Regions from separate parts of the Homo sapiens genome. Here region 1 is linked to region 2. Evidence: read pairs that join two places in POLR2A ChIA-PET (ENCODE). Cell type or tissue: MCF 10A. All regions are shown on one strand. Each heading gives the region's core, and the rest is flanking DNA. Links, peaks and the distances in the headings are about the cores only.

Evidence for each region. Peaks named below come from ENCODE experiments on the same cell type or tissue, not always from the same donor. Only the 100,000 strongest peaks of a DNase experiment are listed, where the experiment ranks them.
Region 1: POLR2A ChIA-PET joins it to region 2 with 6 read pairs; 2 of 35 experiments call an interaction of 5 or more read pairs at or near these places.

Annotation. Positions count from the first base shown.
Region 1 is chr14:99,534,537-99,546,804 of GRCh38, forward strand. CCDC85C (coiled-coil domain containing 85C) reads right to left here. Exons shown (of 6, transcript NM_001144995.2): 2 at 1,479-1,552. LOC105370661 (a long non-coding RNA gene) reads left to right here and starts at 2,081. Exons shown (of 3, transcript XR_944200.4): 1 at 2,081-2,130; 2 at 2,905-2,999; 3 at 3,403-3,476. RefSeq lists enhancers at 2,816-3,407, 3,408-3,999, 5,344-6,079, 10,496-11,230. In MCF 10A, for the core only: no CTCF peak of the experiment used is centred there; a DNase peak (open chromatin) is centred at 3,065.
Region 2 is chr14:99,648,816-99,661,083 of GRCh38, forward strand. HHIPL1 (HHIP like 1) reads left to right here. Exons shown (of 9, transcript NM_001127258.3): 2 at 3,409-4,055; 3 at 8,185-8,328; 4 at 10,613-10,941; 5 at 11,465-11,591. Among named protein-coding and RNA genes, the nearest start is that of HHIPL1, 9.8 kb to the left of the region's middle. RefSeq lists enhancers at 3,292-3,792, 3,793-4,293. In MCF 10A, for the core only: no CTCF peak of the experiment used is centred there; a DNase peak (open chromatin) is centred at 5,606.

The DNA.
Region 1 (12,268 bases), core at 2,452-10,451, 110 kb before region 2:
CTGCAGAGCAGTAGCCCCTGCCACCACCCAGAGGCAGGACTGCCTCTCCTACACACTGCATGGGGACCTTCTCCAAAGCAAAGGTCCCTAAGCCATGACCTTCTCCTGGTGTCACTTCTGCCTACAGCTTCCACACACCCTCCTTAGCAACCACAATGGCCCCGCCAGGTCTGCAATGGAAGGCTGGCGTCTAGGGAGCCCCACTCCACAGACAGGTGAGACCCCAGCCCCTCCTGCCCTCACCAGCCCTGGGAAGCCAGCACGGCCTGTGGCCAAAGCCCTTCACCATAGGGCACCTGACAGCAAGGCATGAAATTACAAAAGCCAGCCTTGCCATTCAGAGCTTGGCTGTGCACTTGCGCCTGTATGGTGGTGGGGAGTGGGGGGCGGGGTGTGGAGGAGAGTTCACAAGAGGCCAAATGAGGAACGTGCACTCTGCTAATCCCACCAGGCCCTGGGAACCTTCCCCACAGCCCACAAAGGGGTGAGACGTGAGGATGACCTCAGTGGGAGCTGTGCTCCCTGCTGGGGCCGTGAGCCTCCCAGCAGCCGCCCAGTGGGCAGAGAGGGTGCCGTGGAATTCCTGAGCTGGGCAGTCGGCACCAAGCCTGGCTGGTCACCTAGCAACAGGGCCAGGCAGCTGAGCCATCCCTGCGGTTGGTTCCCAGAGAGACGCCTTGGGTATCCCAGGCTGACCGCTCACGGCGCAGTGGGAAAAGCAGGGAGAGGGAGACTGGGATGAAGCCAGGGATGCGCACGAGGGCTCGGAGGCTTGGGGGAGCGAGCGGCTTGAGAGGTCGCCAAGCCAGCTGGCCCCCAACACCCAAGCGTGACTGCCCATAGCCTCCTCTCGGCAGCCCCCACGCCTGCCCCACCTGCAGCAGGGAAAGCCCTTGTCCTGGCAGTCACACGTCCCCTCCAAGCTCCAGCCACACTCAAGAGGCACAGCCCCTCACCCAACCCCACCTCCCCCCTACAGCCAACCCCTCCCACGCCGTGCCCCTGCTGCCCAGCTCTGCACAGGGGTAGCAGCCTCATCTGTCTGTGGGTGAGGTCGGGCCCAGGAGGGAGGAGGGGAACCCAGCCCAGGGAGGTACCGGCCAGTGAGTCCAGCACGGCAGAGGCGGGGAGGCTTCCGTGTGAGTCTGCCCCATCTCCTGCCTGGATCTGCCCATCTGCCAGAGGAGTGAAGCAGCCCATTTCTTCATCAACTGGGTGTTGTCCACCCTCTCAGGCCCTGGGCCAGCCCTGAGGAGCTCGCATACTGGGCAGTCAGCATGGAAGGTTGGGCAGAGGGAAGCCCAGAGGTGTGGGAGCCAGGGTTAGGTCCCTGACCCCACTTTCCAGGAGGTGACAGGTGGCAGTGGGAGCAGTTGGGGGGACAGCCTAGGTCCCAAGGGGAAGGGTGCCCTGGGTGAGCTGGAGGGGTGGGTGCTGGGTCGCGGTCCTCAAGGCAGCGCCACCCGAAGCCGGCCTACCTGTGCGAGGAGCTTGTCACCCTCCAGCAGCCTCACTTTGCTCTCCAGTTGCCTGATGTAGGTGGATGAGGGATCTGGAAGGACACAAGAGGAAGGGGGACATTAGCCTCCAGCAGACTCCATCCCCATTGCGCAACCCCGACTGGCCCCAGACCCGGCATGGAAGGTTTGGGTCTGAGGAGTCCCACCCCACAGCCAGGTGACGCCCCAGCCCCTCCGAGCCCTCGCCCGCCCTGTGGAAACAGCACGGCCTGTGGCCAAAGGCTTCCGGCCATAGGGCACCTGACACCAAGGCACGACACACAGAGGCCAGCCTTGCAGGACCCGCTGCTGCCCTCGCTGTGGGCCTCTGAGCCCTTCTCAGGACCTTCAGGACCTGTAGAAAGGTGGGGGGTGTGGGGGTGGCCTCGCCAGCCTGCCCTGGAGCAATTCCTTCAGCTTCCAAGATGCTGCAGGCTCAAATGGAGCTCTCACAAACACAGCCAGGGCACAGCCCACCCCAGGGTCGGGGTCCGGGGAGCCCCCTCCTCTACACAGTGGGGAAACAGACTCCTGAACTTGCCAAGTCAGCATCTGGGATCCTTCCAGTCCACTTCGCCTGATCACCCAGGAACTTCTCACAAGCTATGTGTGCCCACAGCATATGCTGCAGGTGAGCAGCCACCTTCCCCATATGACAGTCGGGAACCCCGTGGAACACCCTGGTCATGTGTCCCCAGTTTCTGACCTCAGGCCAAGGGAGCCCTATCTATGCAGACCACTGGTGCAGGGTGAAATTCACCCACCCTCACCACACTGACCCTGCTTTCCAGTCACATCAGGAAAACACAAAAAAATCCCATCCCCACCCCCACGTCCAGCCATCCCATACCCCTGGTCCTGCCTCCCCCCAGGCTGGGAGTCAGCTCAGCTGCCAGGATGCCCAGGGCAAACCCTCAGGGCAGAGGGCTGGGGGAAGGGAGGAGAGGCAGGAACGGGACCCAGAACACAGGCCGGGGGACCACCCAGCAACAGCAGGTTTGGAAGGAGGAGGCAAGGGGGAAGCAAGGCTGTCCCAAGTACCCCTGTGAGCCACGAAGCCACCTGGTAAGGGATGGGTTATTAACATCTCTCGCAGAGATCACCTGGCCCAGATGCCAGCCCAGACCCCATCCACCCTGACAGCTGTCCACCCACCGGCCCACCCGACAACAGGACGCAGGGTCTTCCCAGATTCATGCCGCTCACCCTCGATTGCAGAAGCAGAGACATCAGCCCCTTTGACCACACACAGCCAGCTATCTAGTCCCCATCACCACCTCAGGGCTGGGGATGGACTCCACAGGCTGTTAACATGCCTGGGGGGACAGGGGCTTGGGTGCTACTGGGGACAAGCCAGGACCACCATGCCAACCACAGGACCAATGAAGCATCTGTCTGCCCCCAGCACACCAATAAAAGGATGCTTGGGAGCCCCCTATTCAGCCCTGGACCAGGCCTAGGGCCCAGCAGAGCCACTGGCCCAGCCACAGGCAGGAGCAGGTACTGGAGCCCGGCCCGGCCGCACTCACTGCTGGGGAAGAGCGCAAACCAGCCTCCCCTCCTCCTCCAGCCCAGTCACCTCCCAGGAATGTGGGGCCTTCTAGAGAGGAGAGAAGGGCAGCTCCCCATCCAGGCCCAGCCTCCCCGCCCTGCCAGGCAGACCACCCCTGCCCTCAGGGTGACCTCAGAGCCTCACACCTCACCAGCCCTGATCCCTCCCTCCCTGGCCTCAGTTTACTCATTACTCTATCAACCCCGACAAACAGTTCCCATGCCCACCCAAGCAAAGCGGTGTGATGGGAAGAGGCCTCAGCATTCAGGGTGTGCTGGGTCCCTCTGAGCATGGGGAGGTAGGGTGCAGCCTAGGCTCCCCAAACCTTCATGTCCTGTACCCTACTAACAGGAGGGCTCCCTGGAACACCAGCTGGGAAGCAGTGACCAAGTAAACTCCAGAGACCCTTCCGGCTCCCTCACTCTGACAGAGCTAGGACAAGAACGCACCAATGACTATGGACCCACGTGTGGGGTCTCCCTCTGGGTGGAGTCGGGTGGGGGGTACCCACTGTCCCATGTGGAACACGTGGTACCCCCTGCATCTGATGCCTTGCAAAGGACAAGCAGCTACCATCCTCATTTTCCAGGTGCAGAGGCCACAAGGAACAAAGTGTCCCCACCACCAGCAGGTGAGCCTTCCAGCCCCTCTCCCCACTACCCAGGCCCACGCCACAGGTCAGTCTTTAGGACCCAGTGTTTCTGGCCACCCTGGGCAGAGCTGACAGCCCCAGCCTTGGAGAGAAGCTGGCAGAGACTCAGAAAGAAGACGCCATTCCCAGTCACACCACTCTCCTGAAGGCTCTCCGCAGCGCAATCCTCAGCACGGCCACAGGGCCCCTGCTCACCACAGCACCCCCATGGGACTGTGCTCCCGGGGATGGCCCTGAGCCAGGGGGAGGACCCAGCCACTGTGTGTGACCAACAGCCCAAGATGGGCACTAACTTGTTCTCTGCCCTTCGCTGCCACAGAACCATTCAGGAGGTGGGTGCACTTTCAGCCCACCCGCCTCCCCCTGCTGGTTCCCACAGGGTGAGCGAGGAGCTCCCAGCACTTCCCTCTCCATGAGCCCACAATCGGAGGAGGGATGGGCTGGAACCCAAGTCCACAGCTGCCCCGTCAGCCTCAGCACCTTCGCTGGGTGACCCTTCTCCTGTCTGAGCAGTCCGCCCCCTCAGATACAACTGGGGTTTCACACCCACTTCCCAGTAAGGGTTAAAGACAGTGATCAGGCTGGCAGGTGGCATCCGGAGAAGGGATGCAGACAGGCCATCCCACAGGTCGCCAGCAATGCCCTGCCTGCCCATAGCCAGCACCTCACCTCAGAACCCACAGGCTACCATCCCCCACATCGGGCCACCTGTAGGCACAGACAGGTGGCCACACACCCACGGCCCCAGACCAAGGGGCTGCCCCTGACAGACCCATCTGTTGAGGTTTACCCCAAACCCCAGGCAGCTATGCAGAATAAAATACACTGCAGACCACCAGGCTTCATTGGGTTTTTCTTTTAAATTTCAAAATAACAACATAACACTCTTAAAAAATATTTTAGACCATCCAGTAATTCCAGTGGAATCTATCCTAAAGAATTAATTCTAGGCTGGGCACGGTGGCACATGCCTGCAATCCCAGCAATTTGGGAGGCCGAGGCAGGTGGATCACCTGAGGTCAGGAGTTCAAGACCAGCCTGACCAACATGGTGAAACCCCATCTCTACTAAAAATATAAAATTAGCTGGGCGTGATGGCAGGCACCTGTAATCCCAGCTACTCAGGAGGCTGAGGCAGGAGAATCACTTGAACCTGGGAGGCGGGGGTTGCAGTGAGCCGAGATCACACAACTGCACTCCAGCCTGGGTGACAGAGTGAGACTCCATCTCAAAAAAAAAAAAAAAAAAGAATTAATTATAATTATGAAGAAAGCAGACAGAGTGGCCAAAACTGGAAATAACTATTTGTCCAACAACAGCTGAGGGTTCTACCCTGTCATCATTAAAATGATGTTTAGAAAGTTTCTCTCCTAAACAATATGGAAAAACACTTAAAATGCCAGTGGAAAGAACTGGACACAAAATGACATGCACAATGGCTGCGACGTTTAAAAATATCCAGGCATTGACGTGAGTTCAGGAAGGAAGTCCACAGAAATCCTGACTGTGCGGCTGCTCAGATGAGGGAACCAGTGGGTTTTTATTTATTCACATCGTTTCTTGTTAATTTTCAAATAATCGACTTGTAGTCTAGTTCTGAAATCCTTCTTTCAGAAAAAAAGAATGGCCGGGCGCGGTGGCTCATGCCTGTAATCCCAGCACTTTGGGAGGCCGAGGCGGGCGGATCACCTAAGATCAGGAGTTCAAAACTAGCCTGGCCAACAAGGTGAAACCCCCATCTCTACTAAAAATATAAAAATTATCTGGGAGTGGTGGTGGGCACCTGTAATCTCAGCTACTCAGGAGGCTGAAGCAGGAGAATTGCTTGAACCCGGGAGGCAGAGGTTGCAGTGAGCCGAGATCACGCCACTGCAGTCCAGATGGGCGACAGAGCGAGACTGTCTTTAAAAAAAAAGGGGGGGGAACGGATTAAACTCTTGCACCTTCACATTACATGCATGGCCACCCAATGAAGCAATGGACATTTTAAACCCACCACCCTGACCCTCTCCCCACACTCAGCTCCCTAGAAGAGCTCTCCAGGCTGCCAGGAGCCAGTGAGCCGGGCGTCAGTCACCCTTGGGTCAGGAGCAGGCACTCTTCAGACAGGAAGAACAAGAGTGATCTGGGCACTCCCAGGCGGGGGCTGGAGGGCAGGAGACCCCGGGAAGGGCCGGCTCCCCGGGAGGACTGTCCTTCCTGGCAGCCTCAAAACTCGTGATCCCACTGGGTGCCTGCAAGCCCCAGCCTCTTGGAGATGAGCGGGTAATTAAGTTAATCCCAGGGTTTACAGTAATGAGTGCTGGAGCCACAGGGGAGGGGACATCATTTCCCAGCTTGGCTGCCTGAGGGCAAAATGAGGGAGGTGACCCTGGGCTGGCCTGGCCAAGGGGTCCCCTGGGGTGCTCCCCTAACCCGTCTGGGGGCCATCGGACCAATTCTGGGGGATTCCCTATCCAGCTGCCAACCGGGGAGGAGGGTGTCTCCCTACAACGTTCTTGTGTCCAGGAGCCAGACCTAAGCTCCCCTCACCCCGCCCTCTTCATGGATCCCTTGCTCCCATGAGGAGGGGGTGGGGGAAAGCTGTGCAGCATGGTGGGGGGAGTCACAGAGCCTGCAGGTCTGCCAAGCCCTCCCCATTGGCGCTGTGCCGGCTCCATCCCAGATACCCTGCACTGGGTCCTGCCACTGGGACCAGGACTCACTGGCCTTCTGGGAAGCTGTGAGGCAGGGGCTGGGTGGTATTCCCCCTCCTGGCCTGGTTTTCACACTGGCAAGATGATGTCACCTCCACCTCCCCTCCAGACTTTGCTGTGTCCAGAACAGTAAGAACTGGGGGGCCAGAAGCCATGTCCCATCACCTCTGTGACCTTCCTTCCCTAGCTCAGCACTTGGCACACAGTCAGCCTCCAGAAAAATGTCTGCAGCCCTAATAGGAACTCATCCCTGGAGGGACCTGTTCTTAGCTGCCTCCCTGGCTCCGTCCCACCATCTCCCACCAGAAGGAGTAGCTGCAATGAGCTCCTCAGGAGCGCTCAGCCATGCATGTGACACAGCACCCCGCACCCCAAGCTGGGGAACCCCAGACAAGGAGCTGCCGAGGCTACAGGGGGCAGAGCATCCTGGGCTCTGGGCACACGCTCCTTGCATCTGACTCTGCGGTGCCTGATGCTCCTGTCTCACACACGCCTCCCTATGATCTTATATCTCAGGTTGGGTGCAGACTGAGAGAGGAGGAATCAACTTCACGTGGGTTATGTGGGTGGCAACCCCAGGAAACCCAGGGAGAGGGGTAGAGAAGGGAGGCAGGGAAGGGAAGAAGCCAATGGAAGGGGTGTCCACTCTGCCGGTGAGCTCTAGGGCTCGGAGTCACCCCACCTGTCCAATGGTTCACTGGGAGTATTAACGTCCCAGCACTGCCCAAGAGGAGAATGGACAGGAAGGGCTCCTGGGCAGAGCTGCAGGTGCCAGCAGGCGATACAGCCGTGGGCTCAGAAACAGGAAGTGCCTCAGGGATCAGGGCTGGGCATCAACAGTGTCTGTGACCACTCAGGAGAAAATATGGTTTATCCTCTCTCCATAGAAGGTGGAGGCTGGGGGCGAGGGAGCTGCAGTGACACACAGGGACACATGGTGACACATGGTGACACACAGAGCCTGACTCTCCAGTTGCTGTGCACCCTCCCCAGGTCTGCCTCCCAGCCCCTCCCCCTGAGCAAGGCCCTACGGCATGGCTTCCCAGCCCTGGTCAATTTCTGCAAGGTCTGGGGCCAGGCAGGCTCGTGGCAGGTCATTAGCAGGAGACCTGGCCACTCCAAGCCGCAGGCCTCCATCGGGGCTCCTGCCCAGCACCTCCATGGGCCCTGTGCAAGACAGCTGATACCACCGTTCAGCGCAGCAGCTTGGCTGATTAAATCCCCTTCTCCTTCCACTTCATTAAGAGGAGTCAGCTGCAGCCTCAGGGCTGGTGGCTCCATGAGGTGGAAGGGCCTCATTAAACGAACACGTACTTCCCACAAAGTGCAGAAACAAGGTGCAAAGGTGCACCAAGTAACAGGCAGGGCAGGGCCAGGGAGAACCGGGCTCCAGGCTCTTAAGCCAGTGCTCTTGGTACCACCAACTGCGGGGAGCTCCAAGAACCAGGGACACGGACGGAGATGCAGATTCCAGAAAAACCCGTCCATAACCATATTCATCTACCGAACAGCAATCGTGTGGCTTACACACATTAGTCCTCAACATTCCTCACCATGAGGCAGGTGACCAGGCCCCCCCAGTTTACAGATGAAGAAACTGAGGGTCAAGGAGGCAAAGTGGCAGCCACAGACCCAGGGAGTGGTGGCCTAGAGGCTCCGGGTAGCAGCCGGCCTCCTCTTCCCAGGCAGTCCTCCCCACCCTCCAGCTCAGCACCACCCATCCTGGGCTGGAGGCAACAGAAGGGCCACACTGGCCACACATCCTGCAGTGCCCCCTCCTACCCAGCAGGCACTAACCCTTGGCCGCTGCTTCATCCCGAGGTGGCCACTGCCCGCATGCCAGGCCCAGCGGGTCCTGCAGCTGCATGTTCCTGGCCGCCCTACACCTCTGAGGCATGAGCACTTCGGGTTTCCCCCAGCGAGGCCTGGGGCGCTCTCCTTGTGTGGGTTCACCAAAGAGCCCTGTGAGCTGAGCCACCAGAGCCTGGGGACGGCCCCATCTTCTCGAGGGACTTGGGAGATACCGCAACTCCAGGCCTGCCTACTCCCTGGATCCCAGCATTCCAAAGGGTCACCAAAGGACAGAAATTCTTGGAGAGCAGAGAGAATCCTCTAATCTGAGACCCAAAAGGAGTTATCGATTTCATCACAGTCCAGGCTACCAGTGGGGTGGTGAGTTCCCCATCATAGGGGGAGAGAAAGCAGCGGCTGAACAGTCTTTCTTTGGGCAGAAGCCTCTGGAACAATGAAGGTTCCCAGTATGGCAAAGGAAGCTGCTTACCTACCCCAGTGCCAGAAGAGCTAACTCTGCTCCTCCAATCTCCACAGGACCCTGCCATGCAGAACCCCGTCTTACAAAGGAAAAAAGGAATGCTCAGAGTAGCCCAAGGTCACAAAGCCAGCCACCCACAGGACCAGCGGGGGTCGGCGGGCAGGGGCAGTATATTATTGGTCAAAGGCACATCCCTTCCTGTGAGGGACCCTTGGCCTAATGAAGGAGCTGCAAGAATAACCACATCTACTGCAACGCAAAGAGTGGAGCAAGGAGGCGCAGCCCAGGAGAGAGGGGCAGAGAACAGGGTGTGCTGACCAGGAGAAATCAGGGCCTCCTTCCTGAAGGAGGTGACACTCGAGCTGAGCACTGAAGAGCAAGCAGGACTCTGACAGAGTTTGTGAGGATGGGGAAGACGAAAGGCACATAGGAGCTGAGGGCACAGCCTGAGCAAAGGCAGGGAGGTAGAGCCACAACAGGTCCAGGTACACCTGTGCTGTGCCCCTTAGCATCAGTGGCCATGCCAATCCCAGCTGACACCAGCTCCTGGAAGGGATCACAGCTCTCGGAGGGGCAGGCTGAATGTGAAACGGGCATTATTTATGGATGAAGGCAAGAGGCCTGAGAGAGGGCATCGGGTTCCTGTGAGGACAGCTTTTGGCGGTGGCTGCATGGAGCCAGGCAGGCCTCAGTGCCCACAGCCCACAAATGGGCATGCAGGGTGTTGCAGGCCGAGGCAGCTGGCTGCAAGCTCAGCGATGCCTTCCAGTGCCCTGGGCGTGGAAAAGAGTTCTCCCATCCACTTGGGGCATAAAGAAGAGAACCATCTTTCCCATTCGCACACACACAGTTTGCTGAGTACCCACCATATGCCAGCACACACGGAGCACAACCCCATCACACCAAGCTGACGAGGGACATCCTGTAACTGCTACCACTGTGTCATCGACAAGGCGCCTGAGACTCAGCGATGTTAGGCAGCAAGGCCAAGGTCACCCGGCGGGAACCTTGCAGGGCTGAGATTTGAACCTGGGTCTGTCTACAGCCAAGGCTCTCTCCATCTAACTCGCAGCTTCCACACCAACCCCGGGGTTCTGGCGCACTGACCCTGGGCCTCTCAAGACATCATCACCATGGTTGTCAGGGCTGTTCATTCTAAGCTTTGCCTGGCAAGGAGGCACAGCAACTTTCACCTACTCCCCCAACAAAGAGACCGAGGTTCCGAGGGGCTCCATAACCACCCAGTCACAGAACTCATAAAAACAGGGCTAAAATTTGAAGGGTGTGTGTGTGTGTGTGTGTGTGTGTGTCTGTGTGTCTGTGTGTTCCCACACCCAGGACTCTTCTAGACAACCCACTGAGGCAGGGGATGGGGCTTGGAAGACAGCCTGACTCCCCTCTCCCAGAGCAGAAATTCTCTTCGTGACGCAAGGTGACTTTCAGGGCCCAGGCTCCAGGGAGCGTCACTCTGAACTCCATTATCCTTGACCCATCTCTCCTCCGAGACCTCGCCTCCAAGGGCACCAGATAAGCGCCCAGCCCCAGATGTGAAAAGACTTGATGTTAGTGAGGTTTTCAGTCTGAGCCAAAGACCCCACAGCCTCTGAGCCTCGCCAGGTCACACATGGCCTGCAGGCTGGCACCAGCTTCCCCTGAGATCCACCTCCATGCCCGGAGACATGGGATCATGGGAACCTAAAGTCCCACCTCGCGGATGCATGCAAAAACGGAGCTGCCATGACCGGAGCCCCACACTCTCCATCTCACACTTCCACAGCCGGATTAGAAATCAAACACGCCGAGGACACCCTTCCCAGTGCCTCCAGGGAAAAAAAGTAGCTAGAGAAGAGGAAAACGAACGGCTGCCCTAATGAGAATGAAATCTCCTGGTGCTGGCCGGTCAGCCTTCCCCAGTGAGTGCACGCCTGTCCTCTCAGTGTCATCTGTCCCCTCGTGGGCCACTCTGCTCTGGGCTGGGGACTCCCACACCGGCTGCCTGCCTCTCCCACACATCAGCTGCCTGCCTCTCCCCAGCTTCAGGGGCCACTGGGCACCCAGCATTTAATTCCAGGAAAAGCCACGAGGCTTCCCAATGACACTGCAATGTGGAGGGGGCAGCTGAATGGAAAGCCCCGCTCCGGCTCAGTTCATCTAGAATGTGCCCTACTTTGGATCTGCCTGGGAACCACCAGTGTTCTCAAACCAAAACTCAAACTCATTTCTCCATCCGCTGCTTGGGAAGCCTGACAAGCCAAATGAAAACTGTGTAATTGCTTCAAATATGGGGACAAGGGGAAAAGAATTCCTTCCCTGTGCCTTCAAGGGCTGCACGCATCTGGAAATTGACCTGTGTGTGTGAGACGGTGGTGCAGGTGTCGGCACTGTTAATGCCCATCACACTCCCCTACCAACCCCAACTTCACTGCTGAAGTTGGGAATCAGTGATAGATCTGGACTGTGTGCAGACATCAGCTAGTCCCGCCGGGGAGAGACATCTCACCACACAGCGGTCACATCACATTCAGCCTGCAGCTCCCAGCATCAGGCTGAAAGGTACGCCCTCCTGGCTCCTTGGAGAGCTTTTAAAATCTGATCTCTTCCCCTGAGACTAACTGGACACTCTAGGGGAGGGACCTGGGCATCAGTTTGCATTTTAAACGCCCTGTGGGTGATTCTAACATGCAGCTCTGTGGTCACTGTTCCAATCATCCAACTCCCAGCCTCCAACTCCGAGGGACCCTTTACCCTCCTGCCCCTGACTATTAATTAGTGGAGCTGAACTCTGAAGCAAAGGCAAAAAAAGCTAGAGGGATTATGATGCAACTAATCGCGCAGGACTGAAGTCTGCATGGGGGGGGGGAATAAACAACCCTTACCGAGCCCTAGAACGCAGGTGCCAAGCCCCCCGGTAGCATAAAGGGGAGAATTTTGCTGGTTTCAGGAGAAAGTGTGTGGGGGCTGCTTTCATCACTAGATGTCAACCAAATCTCTATCGAGTGCCAGGCTCTGTGGGAAGAGCTGGGGGGCCGGGATGATGCCCTGCCCCCACAGCTCTGCCCCGGAGCCTGCTTTCCTGCAGAGTTAGTAAGAACAGTGGGGAGGCGTGGGAGGGGTGGGACATCTCAGCCACATGCAGAGGTGGGAGGTGCAGCAGGTGGAGGCGGCTCAGGAAACAGGGAAATCCAGGCTTGGCTGGGTCATCACAGCCAGCACTGGGAGAGCGGCTCAGGGAAGGCACTTGATCTGCGGTGAGAGCAGTGGTGGGAATCCAAGGCCCTGCAGCAAGAGAAAGAGGGGGCTCTGGGCGGTTCCATCTGGCAGCAGCAACACATCTGGACTGTGTTTCACTGAGGCAATGAAAACAAGAATAAATCCTCACCAGCCAGGTGGTAGGATTCCTAGGGCGATGGGAGTTCAGAGAAGACAGCTCTATGTGCACCAGACTCTACAGGAAAGATAACATAGCCACGTGGAGAGGCAAGGTGGAGCCCAGAAAAGACCCACACACCTGGTGTGTGGCCACGGTGCCGGCGGGGAAAGAACAGAGCGCTTCATGAACAGGGCTGCAGTAGCAACAAGCTGTCCACCCAGAAAACA
Region 2 (12,268 bases), core at 2,323-10,322:
GGACACTGTGCAAAGGCTTGCTCTTTCAAAAAATGAACGGTGGACATAAGAAACCTTCAGGACCCAGGGCCATGAGTCACGAGTGTCAGTGACATGGGGGTGGCAAACTCTGGGCAAGATGGGGGCCCTCCGCCCTGCACTGAATGGCCCGGGCGGCTGAAGCCTGCGATACTGGGCTGGTTTCCTATGGCCTTCCTGCCACCTGCCCCTAAACACACTGAGGCCAAGCTGCGGATCATCCTCTTGCCAGCAGCAATCACTATGTCTTCTTGTCACTTCCTAGCTCTGGACTACCCTGGTCTGGGCACCACATTTACGTCGTGTGTAAGTAAGAGTACATAGGCCACGAGGAAGCATCTGCTGTGTGATTGGGACGCACGGATGCCGAGGTCTTCGGCCTGGCTCCCTGAGGGAACTTTTGCTCCCTCTGTAGTTCTGGATTGGGCTTTGGTGAACGGAGGGCTCTCGTTGCCTTCCAGATGTCTGTTCTGCCCCTCACTGCGTCTCTGGAACCAAGATGGTGCCTGGTACAATCTCTGCTCAGTAAATTCTTGGTGAATGAAATGTTGCTGACTAATCTGGAAAGAACACCAGTCCAGGCATCATGAGGCTTGGGTGTGAGCCCTGGTTTGGCTACTTCTTGGCACGTGGCCTTCTTTAAGTCTCAGTTCCTCATCTATAAAATAGGAGTCAAGCCGTGTACGGTGGCTCATGCCTATAATCCCAGAACTTTGGCGGGCCAAGGCGGGAGGATTGCTTGAGCCCAGGAGTTCAAGACAAGCCTGGGAAGCATAGAGAGACCCTGTCTCTGCAAAAAATAAAAATGAAAATTAGCCGGGTGTGGTAGAGCACGTCTGTGGTTCCAGCTACTCTGGAGGCTGAGGTGGGGAGGATCGTTAGAGCCCAGGAGGTCAAGGCTACAGTGAGCTAGGATTGTGCCACTGCACTCTAGCCTGGATGACAGAGAGAGTCCCTGTCTCAAAAAATAAACAAATAAAATAAAATAGTGACAATGACCCTACCTTGCAGAGATGAAAGAAGGCACGTGTGCACACAGCCCCTCCCTGGTCCACGTGCAGCTGCCGGCTGACCCACAGGTGGTTCCCAGTGAACCATGGGAGGGACAGCACACACGGCGGCCTGAGGCCTGGCCATCTGGCCTGCTCACTGGCAGAGGGGAGCATGTAAGACATGGCACCCTGGTCTGTACCTGGGACAGTAACTGACCAGGACCCCAAGACATTCTGCCAAGTGGCCCTTGGCCAGTCAGGTGAGACCTAGCCTCACAGCAGTAGAGGGGCCAGGAGGACATGCTGTGGTATGACCAAAAGCCACAATCATGTCACAGGAGTGAGTGGGCCCTGGCCTGGGGCTTGAGAACACCCCGGGAGGCAGCCTGCCATCCCCCATCCCCAATCCTCCCCCAAACGTCCCAGAGGCCTCTTGCTGGAACCCAGCCTGGTCCTCCCTGTGAGGGGAGGGAGTGTGTGGCTGTCAGTACCTCCCCACTGCAGAAGGAGCATCCCCCGAAGCTCTGGGGGCCCAGAGCTGACTCAGACCCAGGCTTGGCCTGGTGGACTCACAGGTGGGGGAGGGTGTCAGTCACAGATAGAAAGAATGACCACGCCACAGGCCGGCGGCTCTAACAGGGAGGCCCGCAGACAGCCTGGAGCTGTAGGGGTAGGGTGCAGGGAGGGTGCTGTGGTGTGGGGACACTTAACTGGCGTTGGGGATGGGTAGTTGGGAGCTGGCCAGTAGAGCTGAGCAGACGTGGCTCAAACCCCAGCCCACTGGCATGTGACATGATACTTTGGGCTCCCTTCTGCTGTCTCTGCTTCCACCTCTGTGCAGTGGTAATAAGAACAGGCCTCCCTCCCATGGTTGCCTTGAGGAGGAAATGCAGATTCATGGGCACACTGCCCTGGTGCCTGGTCCACAATTTGCCCCAAACCCCAGGAGCTGCTGTGATTGGTTAGCATGGCTTCCCCCACGGCCATGGCCATGATTTAAGAATAAAGAGAATTCTGCCTGCCAGAGAAGAGCAGGGAAAGGGCATGCCTGCAAAGGGAACAGCCTGTGCTGAGGCTCAGAGGTGTGAAATGGCAGGGAGTATGTATTAGTCTCTTCTCTCATCGCTATAAAGAAATACCTGGCTGGGTGCAGTTGCTCACGCCTGTAATCTCAGCACTATGGGAGGCTGAAGCGGGAAGATGGCTTGAGCTCAGGAGTTCGAGAGCATCCTGGGCAACATGGCAAAACCCCATCTCTACAAAAAATACAAAAATTAGCTAGGCGTGGTGGCTCTCGCCTGTAGTCCCAGCTACTCAGGAGGCTGAGGCAGGAGCATCTCTTGAGCCCAGGAGGCAGACATTGCAGTGAGCTGAGATGGTGCCACTGTATTCCAGCCTTGGTGACAGAGAGAAAGAGAGACCCTGTCTCAAAAAAACTAACGGACAAACACAAAACAAAACAAAACAAAACTGGGTAATTTATAAAGAAAAGAGGTTTAATGGGCTCACAGTTCTGCAGGATGTATAGGAAGGATAGTGGCCTCTGTTTCTGGGGCGTTCTCAGGAAACTTACAATCATGGTGGAAAGTAAAGGGGAGGCGGCATGTCTCATGACGACAGCAGCAGCAAGAGAGAGATGGTGTGGGGGCACACTTTAAAACAACCAAATCTAATGAGAACTCACTCGCTCTACAGTACCAAGGGGAGATGGTACTAAACTAAACCATGCGTGAGAACTCCGCCCCGTGATCCAGTCACCTCCCACCAGGCTCCTCCTCCAACACTGGGGGTTACAATTCTACACGAGATTTGGGTAGGGACACAGATCCAAGCCATATCAGAGTATCAGGAGATGGAAGGTAGACAGGAGGCTGGAGAGGTGGGGAGAGGCAGGAGCTGATGATGGAGCTGTCCATGGGCAGAGCCAAGTTAGAGAGCACTTCGTGTTTTACTGTTTTTCAACAGATAGAGGCCGGAAGGTACTAGAGGGTGCGGACGGGGTGGTCAGGGAGGATCGGAGGTGAGCCTTGGGCAGGAACCCAAGTTAAGTGCAGCAGTGAGCTGTGCTGATGTAGGGGCGGAGGCGCACTGTTAACACAGAGAGGGTGGGTGACAGTGCCTCAGACTCTTCCTGGCATACGGCAGGTGCTCCAGAGTAGCTGCTGCTGTTGCTGCTGCTATTAATAGGAGTAGTAATAGTGTTCTAACAACAACACAAACATTAAGACCTAAGGTTTGCTACTGTCACTGAGGCTTATCGTGGTAACAGGCAGATGGCGTTGTCTCCATTTTATGGATCAGCAGACTGAGGCTCTGAGAGATGGGGGACCCGCCCAAGGTAACCTTGGGCTGGTAAGCACCTCCACAAAACATCTCTGAGCCATTACTGTCTCTGCAGGAATGCTCGCCGTATGCAGCCCACCTCTATGACGCCGAGGACCCATTCACGCCCCTGCGCACGGTGCCCGGGCTCTGCCAGGATTACTGCCTGGACATGTGGCATAAGTGCCGGGGGCTGTTCCGTCACCTGTCAACTGACCAGGAGCTCTGGGCGCTGGAGGGCAACCTTGCCAGGTTCTGCCGCTACCTGTCCCTGGATGACACGGACTACTGCTTCCCTTACCTGCTGGTCAACAAGAACCTCAACTCAAACCTGGGCCACGTGGTAGCCGATGCCAAGGGCTGCCTGCAGCTGTGCCTGGAGGAGGTGGCCAACGGGCTGCGCAACCCCGTGGCCATGGTCCATGCCAGGGATGGCACCCACCGCTTCTTCGTGGCCGAGCAGGTGGGGCTGGTGTGGGCCTACCTGCCCGACCGCTCGAGGCTGGGGAAGCCTTTCCTGAACATCAGCCGGGTGGTGCTCACCTCGCCCTGGGAGGGTGACGAGCGTGGCTTCCTGGGCATTGCCTTCCACCCCAGCTTCCAGCACAACCGCAGGCTCTACGTCTACTACTCAGTGGGTATCCGCAGCAGTGAGTGGATCCGCATCAGCGAGTTCAGAGTCTCCGAGGATGACGAGAACGCCGTGGACCACAGCTCTGAGAGGTGGCTTCCTTGGGGAACCCGGGCCTGGGTGGGGGCAGGCACCCATATGCACTGGTGTGACAGGACCAGTTGGTATCCTGTTCTCACATATTGTGAATATTTAACACACCTGGTGGGGGTGCTGAATTTCATGCTTTGGGGCCTGGAGAAGGACAGTTTTACAGAACAGACCTCACACAGGCATCATATCCAAACCCCTCCATCTGGCCTGTGAGGCCTGACATTTCTCCACCAACTCTTATTTCAGGCACTTTAGATGCTTCATTTCATTTGATTCTCCTAAAACCCACTGAGGCTAGTATTATTTTTCCCATTTTACAGATAAGAAAGTGGAGGCTTAGAAAGGTGAAGTGTTGGGTCACACGGGGAGGGAGGGTCAGAGCTGGAACCCTGATCTGTTGTCTCCAAAGCCCGCCCTCTGCCCCAGCCTGCCTCGCTCTGGCCTGAAGGTGCCATCTTTTTTGTTTTGTTTTGTTTTTTGAGATGGAGTCTCACTCTGTTGCCGAGGCTGGAGTGCAGTGGCACAATCGCAGCTCACTGCAACCTCCGCCTCCCGGGTTCAAGCAAATCTCCTGCCTCAGCCTCCTGAGTAACTGGGACTACAGGCACACACCACCACACCTGGCTAATTTTTTGTATTTCAGTGGAGACAGGGTTCCACTGTGTTGCGCAGGCTGGTCTTGAACTCCTGAGCTCAGGCAATCTGCCCGCCTCGGCCGAAGGTGCCATTCTTGAGCCCCACTGGGTCCTTTTTCCCACCTGAATCCCCTGCCTCAGGGAACTTGCTCTCCTTCCTGCCCTGAAGTTCATCTGTTCCTGCCTCTGGGCTTTTGCTCCTCTCAACAAGGCCTGCAGAGCCTGCACTCTGTGGATGATTTATGCCCCAACTGTTTTCAAAATGGGTCTGACCTGACCTTGCACGTGGGGCACATGTATCAGTCTAAGTCCAGTAGGAAATAAACCCTGTAACAGGTAACTCAATAGGTAGAATTTGATCCTGGGAGTCAGTTACTCATGTGTTAGAAATGATAAAAGGGCTCAGACGCAGTGGCTCACGCCAGTAATCTCAGCACTTTGAGAGGCTGAGGCAGGTGGATCACTTGAGGTCAGGAGTTCAAGACCAGCCTGGCCAACATGGCGAAACCCTGTCTCTACTAAAAACACAAAAACTATCTGGGTGTGGTAGTGGTTATCTGTAATCCCAGCTACCCGGGAGGCTGAGGCAGGAGAATGTCTTGAACCCAGGAGGCAGAGGTTGCAGTGAACCAAGATCCTGCCACTGCACTGCAGCCTGGATGACAGAGCAAGACTCTGTCTCAAAAAAAAAAAAAAAAAAAAGAAAAAAGAAAAAAGGCAACCTGGGGAAGGCAGCGACTCTGAGGTTAAAAACTGGAGGAAGCTGCCTCTACCCCTTGGGCCGGGAGGACAAAGTGAGAAGATGGGGTTACTGGCGCCCTGGAGCTGGGGACACCCAGTGGAAGCTGGAGCCATAATTGGCCTGGGCAGGAGGAGGTGGAGCCGAGAGAAGGAGCAGCTGTTGCCAAGAAGCTGCTTAAAGCAGAGAAGGGGAAAAACCCCAGTGCTCCTCCCTCTCCAGGCTCCTGCCAATGCTGTCCACTGGCTGAACCTCGCTGGAGGCCAGCTATCTAAGAAGCCTGGGAAATGTCGTTCATAGGAGCTGACCCCCTGCAGTAGAGAGGAGGTAGGGGGAGGGCCAGGACTGGGTGTGAGGGCAAATTGGCAAAGAACAGCACATTGTGTGTTTGATAAAACTGTAAAATCTTGACACCGAATGTATAAAAAGGAGGAGAAATCAAATATGTTAGCTATGAAGGCTAATGTGAAGCTTTATGATTCACAGCATTAGTTTTGACTATGAGCTTCCTGGCAGCCAGAGTGAAAGGAGGAAACATAATTATCAGATCTTACAGGAGCCTGTACAGCCAGTTCTCCAAGAGAGACCAAGTTTATCACATGGATCTGACAGAGGGGAGATGGAGGGACAGAATGGATGTGTCTTCAGTGGTGACTTTTAAAAATGGATTCCTGATAAAGACTTGAGGTGGAACACAAAATACACAGATGAACATATTTCAGAGTGGGGGCTCAGCAAAGGTCCTCTGGTGACCTCACAAAGTCAAGCCTAGAACTTGACTCACTGTTGGGGAAAGGTAGGCACAGCAGGCTCAGGGCAGGCCAGGAATGAGTGGTTATCCTTGCCTGAATCCGCTGTCAGTCTCTCCTCCCAGAGCTGAGATCCCAATGCCGGGTGGATGACCGAAAGTCTGAGCTGTTCTCTCCATGGAGAACCTGGAGTTTGGAGCTCTGTATTGCTCACCAGATCATATGCACAGGCCTCACAAAGAAAAGTCCTCCAGTCTTGGCTCTGAAAAATCAAAGTCCTGGGTTCAAGTCACTTGACCTTTCTGTATCTAATTTTTTCTTATTTGTATGGATAAGGGATTAATAGGCTGGGTGCGGTGGCTCAAACCTGTAATCCCAGCACTTTGGGAGGCCAAGCAAGGAGGATCGCTTGAGGACAGGAGTTCGAGACCAGCCTGGGCCACACACTGAGAGCCCTCATCTCTACAAAAAATTAAAAAATTGGCCGGGCATGGTGGCATGCACCTGTAGTCTCAGCTACTCAGGAGGCTGGGGCAGGAAGATCCCTTGATCCCAGGAGTTCGAGGCTACAGTGAGCTATGACCACATCACTGCACTCCGGCCTGGGTGGTAGAGTCTCAAAAAAGGAAAAAAAGAAAGAAAGAAAAAGAAGGGATTGAGAAATCAGTGACCGATCCTGGAAAACCTAAACCACCCTAAGTATTTCAGTCAGAGGAAACTGAACACAGGGATGACTAAGGCATTGGGAGGGCTGGAGAAGGAGAGGAGGAAGGTTAAGTTACTTAAAGACTAGTAACTGTAAGAAGCTGCTACCACTCTTGGGTTGGAGGAACAAAGGGAAAAAGTCCTTTGTGCTGTGGACTTTGCTGCTCTTAGTACCAAGATGGCTGGGTGGAAACCCAGGAGTCCACGTTCACCAGCCAACCCTGCTGTCTCTGCAGCCACCACTTCCGGAGGCAGGGCTAGAAGCCAAAGAAACCTGGTCTCTCCCTTCCACCCACCAACCCAAACTGGAAGCCAGCTGGCTGGGAAGTATGGTGGTAGGTTTCCTGCAATGGCAGTAAGGGAGGTTCCTGAGTAGGGTGAGTGTGGCGCTGAGTGCACCGCACACCGTCCTGCCCACCGTTAGAAGCTGCAAATGAGAGAGTACATAAGATGAGCTCAACATAAGTAACTAGTGTGTGGGAAGCTATGATGAGGAAGAAACCAGCTGTGTCAGTGACTAGGTCGACAATTTCCCATAATCATAACAGGGCAGGTGCTAGCAATGGAGAGCAGAAACAAACAAAACAAAACAAAACACTAGGCCAGAACGAGAAGACTTGAGTTCTAATCCCAGCTCTGCTACCTGTGGGCTGTGTGACCTTAGACAAGTTGCTCAACCTCTCTGAGCCTTTAGGTCCTCCTTGGCACGATAGAGTGCATTAACTTTGCTCATTCTACCTACTAGCTCCTTGTGGAAAATCACTTAATGTAAAGGATATGAAAAGTCTTTTCCAGGCTGGGCATGGTGTCTCACGCCTGTAATCACAGCACTTTGGGAAGCCAAGGTGGGCAGATCACTTGCGGTCAGGAGGTTGAGACCAACCTGGCCAACATGGTGAAACCCCATCTCTACTAAAAATACAAAAATTAGCCAGGCATGGTGGCGGGCACCTGTGATCCCAGCTACTCAGGAGGCTGAGGCTGGAGAATCGCTTGAACTTGGGTGGCGGCGGTTGCAATGAGCTGAGATTGTGCCACTGCACTCCAGCCTGGTGACAGAGCAACACTCTGTCTGCAAAAAGAAAAGAAAAGAAAGAAAGAAAGAAAGAAAGAAAGAAAGAAAGAAAGAAAGAAAGAAAGGAAGGAAGGAAGGAAGGAAGGAAGGAAGGAAGGAAGGAAGGAAGGAAGGAAGGAAGGTCTTTTCCATTGTGAAATGACATCCAAGGAGACCGTGATCTTGTTTTGTGTGTTTGGCTCATGCGTGGAAGGCTGAGTTTTAGGGGCCCTTATCTTCCTTTAGGATAATCCTGGAGGTCAAAGAACCAGCCTCAAACCACAACGGGGGCCAGCTGCTTTTCGGGGATGACGGGTACCTCTACATCTTCACTGGAGATGGCGGGATGGCCGGAGACCCCTTTGGGACATTTGGAAATGCCCAAAACAAGTATGTTCAGCTTTTGATTGGCTTGTGGGTTGGTCTCCATATCCCTGGGCTTCTCATACTCTTCCAGAGGGTGAGTTCCTTCCTCGGCCAGGCATTGTAGGGCAGGAGAAAAGGTTCTGGGTCCCAGCTCAGCCTGCAGCTAGCTGGGCAGCCTAGGCAAGTCACTTGCCCTCATCAGTTAGAGGGGGTAAAAGTCCACTCTGCAGGCAGCTTGTCACAAGGAGTAAAGGCAATCATGGCTGCTCAGGGCCTGGCACAGGACCCTCTGGGCACAGGCGCCTGAGAGGTGCATTAGCGAGCCTCAGGGCAGATGGGATTTTCTCTAAGGTCAGCCTGGCCCTGCCAGACCCCTGCTGGAAGAAGGGAAGGGATGCTTCCCAGGCCGAATGGAAAGTGTGAGCTGGCTGGAGCAGGGTGGCAACAGCACGTGGGGCTCCTGTCCCAGGGTCCCTCAGGAAGACCCAGATGTTAACGTGTAGTCTTGCTCTTTTACCCACTTCCTGGCTTGAGCAAATGAGCTCAAGATCTCATTCCATTACACACACACACATACACAAATATGCATACACACACATGTACACACATATATACACACATACACACACAAACACACATACACACATGCATATGCTACATATACACAGCACACACATATACACACATACATATGCATGCACACACACATTCACATATGCACATACCACATACACACAATACACACACATATACACACACATCCACACACATCCACATACATCCACATGTACACACACATACACACATACATACACATACACACATCTACATACATACATACCTTCACACACATACATACACACAGTCTTGGGAGTGTAAACAGGATGTCCAGGAGTCTCAAGTCAGCCTCCCCCATTCCCTTAGCCAAAATGGTAAAACCTTCCTCAGCCCAGGAAGTAAAAATAGCAAGTATGATGTTGATTACAGTAATTAAAGTGCTCACAATTTGTGAGTTGTCCTTTCACGTGTGACAGTGTAAGCATCATCCCAGCTTTCTCACGTTTGGGATGTGTTTAGAGATGAAGTTGAGAAAACAGAAATTAAGGATTAATGGATAATTGGACAGAACTTAAAAACATTATTTTGCTGCTACAAGTTGTGCCCACTTAGATATCGAATCCTGGCATGTGACGCGTGGGTTCAGGGGTGTGATCTGGATGGTGTTCAGCAGGCTGGAGTGTATGAGAGGAATTTACGGGGGAAAGTAGAAGGCCAGCAACAGGGGCTTGATCACAAGGCATATATCGGGTGGGAGCGTTTCATCACCGTGAAAGAGGATACTTGTTTGCTGTCCCTACTGATAAGGGAAAGGTGTGGGTGCTAACGCTATGTGAGGATGATGGAATACAGCTTCACAAACCCTGCCTTGAAAAGCAACCCAGAGGGAGGACACCAAAATGCTAACAGCAAGGGAAACTGATGCATTCAGTCGGTGCATCAGAAATCACCGCTGAGAAGGGCATGTTCTCCGCACTGTCTTTAAGCACATTACAGATTTTTCCCATCACGCGTCACTTTTGTCATGAGCTATCCTCCTTAGCTGCTTGGAGCTTAGGGCTGCACCCCTCTGCTCTCTCCCCCTCTCCCCACCAACCCGCACGCTGGTGCATTTGGCTTTGATTGCAATCCTTCATTCACTGACTCTGCACTTAATGGTCACCTACTATGTGCTGGTCACAGTGCCGAGTACTGGAAGAAAACTGTAAATACAAGTCATTTTTTCTAGTGGAATTTTCACCCTATACCACAGTCCGGGAGGACTGAATGGTCTGAGCGGGACCACTCTACTATTACAGTTGAGGACACCAAGATTCCACAGAGTGTGTGGTAAAGAGCTTGAGTTTCTGGGCCCAGGCTGTCTGGGCTGGATCCCAGCGGTGCGGCAACTGGGCGATGTTATTTGAGCTTTCTGAGCTCCGCTGCCACATCTGTAAAGTGGGGATCATACTAGGACACACCTACCTAAACGACTGTTGTGAGGACAAGACGAAATAGATGATGTGTTGTGTCCAACGCATGGGACAGGCCTGGCGCACAGGAAGGTGGGGGATGCATGTTGAGTGAATGAATGGTTACCCGGCTGTAAGTAGTTAAGGCGGACAGCATCCCAGGGTCTCTGGCCCCACAGCCTAGGCTCACCCTGCACCTGGCTCAGCGGTCAGCCGGCGCCCCAGCACCTGCCCCGCGGAGCCCGTGAGCCCTGGCTCAGGGCGACCCCGAGCCGCGCCCTCTCCCACCCCGCCCGCAGGTCGGCGCTGCTGGGCAAGGTGCTGCGCATCGACGTGGACCGTAAGGAGCGCGGCCTGCCCTACGGCATCCCGCCCGACAACCCGTTCGTGGGCGACCCCGCGGCGCAGCCCGAGGTCTACGCCCTGGGCGTGCGCAACATGTGGCGCTGCTCCTTCGACCGTGGCGACCCCTCCTCGGGCACTGGCCGCGGGCGCCTCTTCTGCGGCGACGTGGGCCAGAACAAGTTCGAGGAGGTGGACGTGGTGGAGCGCGGCGGCAACTATGGCTGGCGCGCGCGCGAAGGGTTCGAGTGCTACGACCGCAGCCTGTGCGCCAACACCTCTCTCAGTGAGTGCCCGCGCCCCGGGGACCCCGGCCCCGAATCCGCCCCCACCCCACCCCACCTGCTGTGCCGCAGGGCCTCCCTCGGAGACCGCACCCCCCCCCCCCCGGAGATCCCTGACCCTGAGTCTGTCCTCGGCCCCACTCTATGGGCTGTGCGGCAGGGCCTCACTCGGGGACCACCCGCACCCCAGGCACCCCCTGACCCTGGATCTGCCCCCACCCCAACTCCACGGGCTGTGAGCCAAAGCCTCCTTCGGTGACTGCCCCCGCCTCCACCCGGAGCCTCCCTGCGCCTTGGAGGCCTCCCAGCAGCGCTCTTGAGTTCTTCCTCGCTCCATCCCCACCTGGCACCCCTGCAGACACGCTTTCCACCACGCCAGCCCTGCTGTGGGCACGCCAGCCCTGCTGTGGGCACGCCCCTCCCTCCGTGGCCGCCCCACCCCCGCGGAATCCCTCCGGAATTCTCCTGGCTGATGAACCTTCCCGCCGCTGGCTCACCGAAGCTTCTCTCCCTCCCACCCCGCAGATGACTTGCTGCCGATTTTCGCCTACCCGCACACGGTTGGCAAGTCGGTCACAGGGGGCTACGTGTACCGGGGCTGCGAGTACCCCAACCTGAACGGCCTCTACATTTTTGGGGATTTCATGAGCGGGTAAGTGACCTAGTGCCCTCGCGCCCCTGGCTGCTGCCACTGGCTCCTTGGGACTGGCTCCTTGGTAAAGGGGAGTGTATGTGTGCGCCCGTTCCTGCACATGTGCCTCGCTGCTCTGACAGGGGCCCCTAGGTGTGGGCCGGACACCCGCATCCACCCGCTTTTCTCCTGAGATGTATGGTGAGCCTTTGCTGCAGGCCTCAGTACCTCTATGATAGACACACAACTCATGGCATTAAAGACTGGAGGCTTGCTTAAGTGCGGGTCCCGTGGTCTTCCTCTCCCTCCTGAGAACCATGGGCTCTGGGCCTGACAGCAGTTCTGATGGGCAGGAGGGCAGAATATGAACAATTTCCTGGACACTCAGGGCCACCCTGCTCCTGGGGAAGCCACAGCTTGTCACTGCAACAGCTGATGGGGGCCTGGAGCCCTGCCCCACCCCACCCCAGCCAGGACTGCAGGGAGCTTGCAAAGGTTGAGAAACTAAGACCCGAGAGAACAGTGGCTGCCCATGGGCCTCCTAATGGGGAGAGGAGGAGGTGGGGCTCTTGTGGCCTTGGAGCCTTGCTGCCCTGCCCCCGTGCTCTAGGGCAGCAGTACCACCCACTGAGACCCTGCTGTGGGAGGAGGATGAATCACATCCCAAATAGGTTTGATGGGGGAGGGAAACCTACATC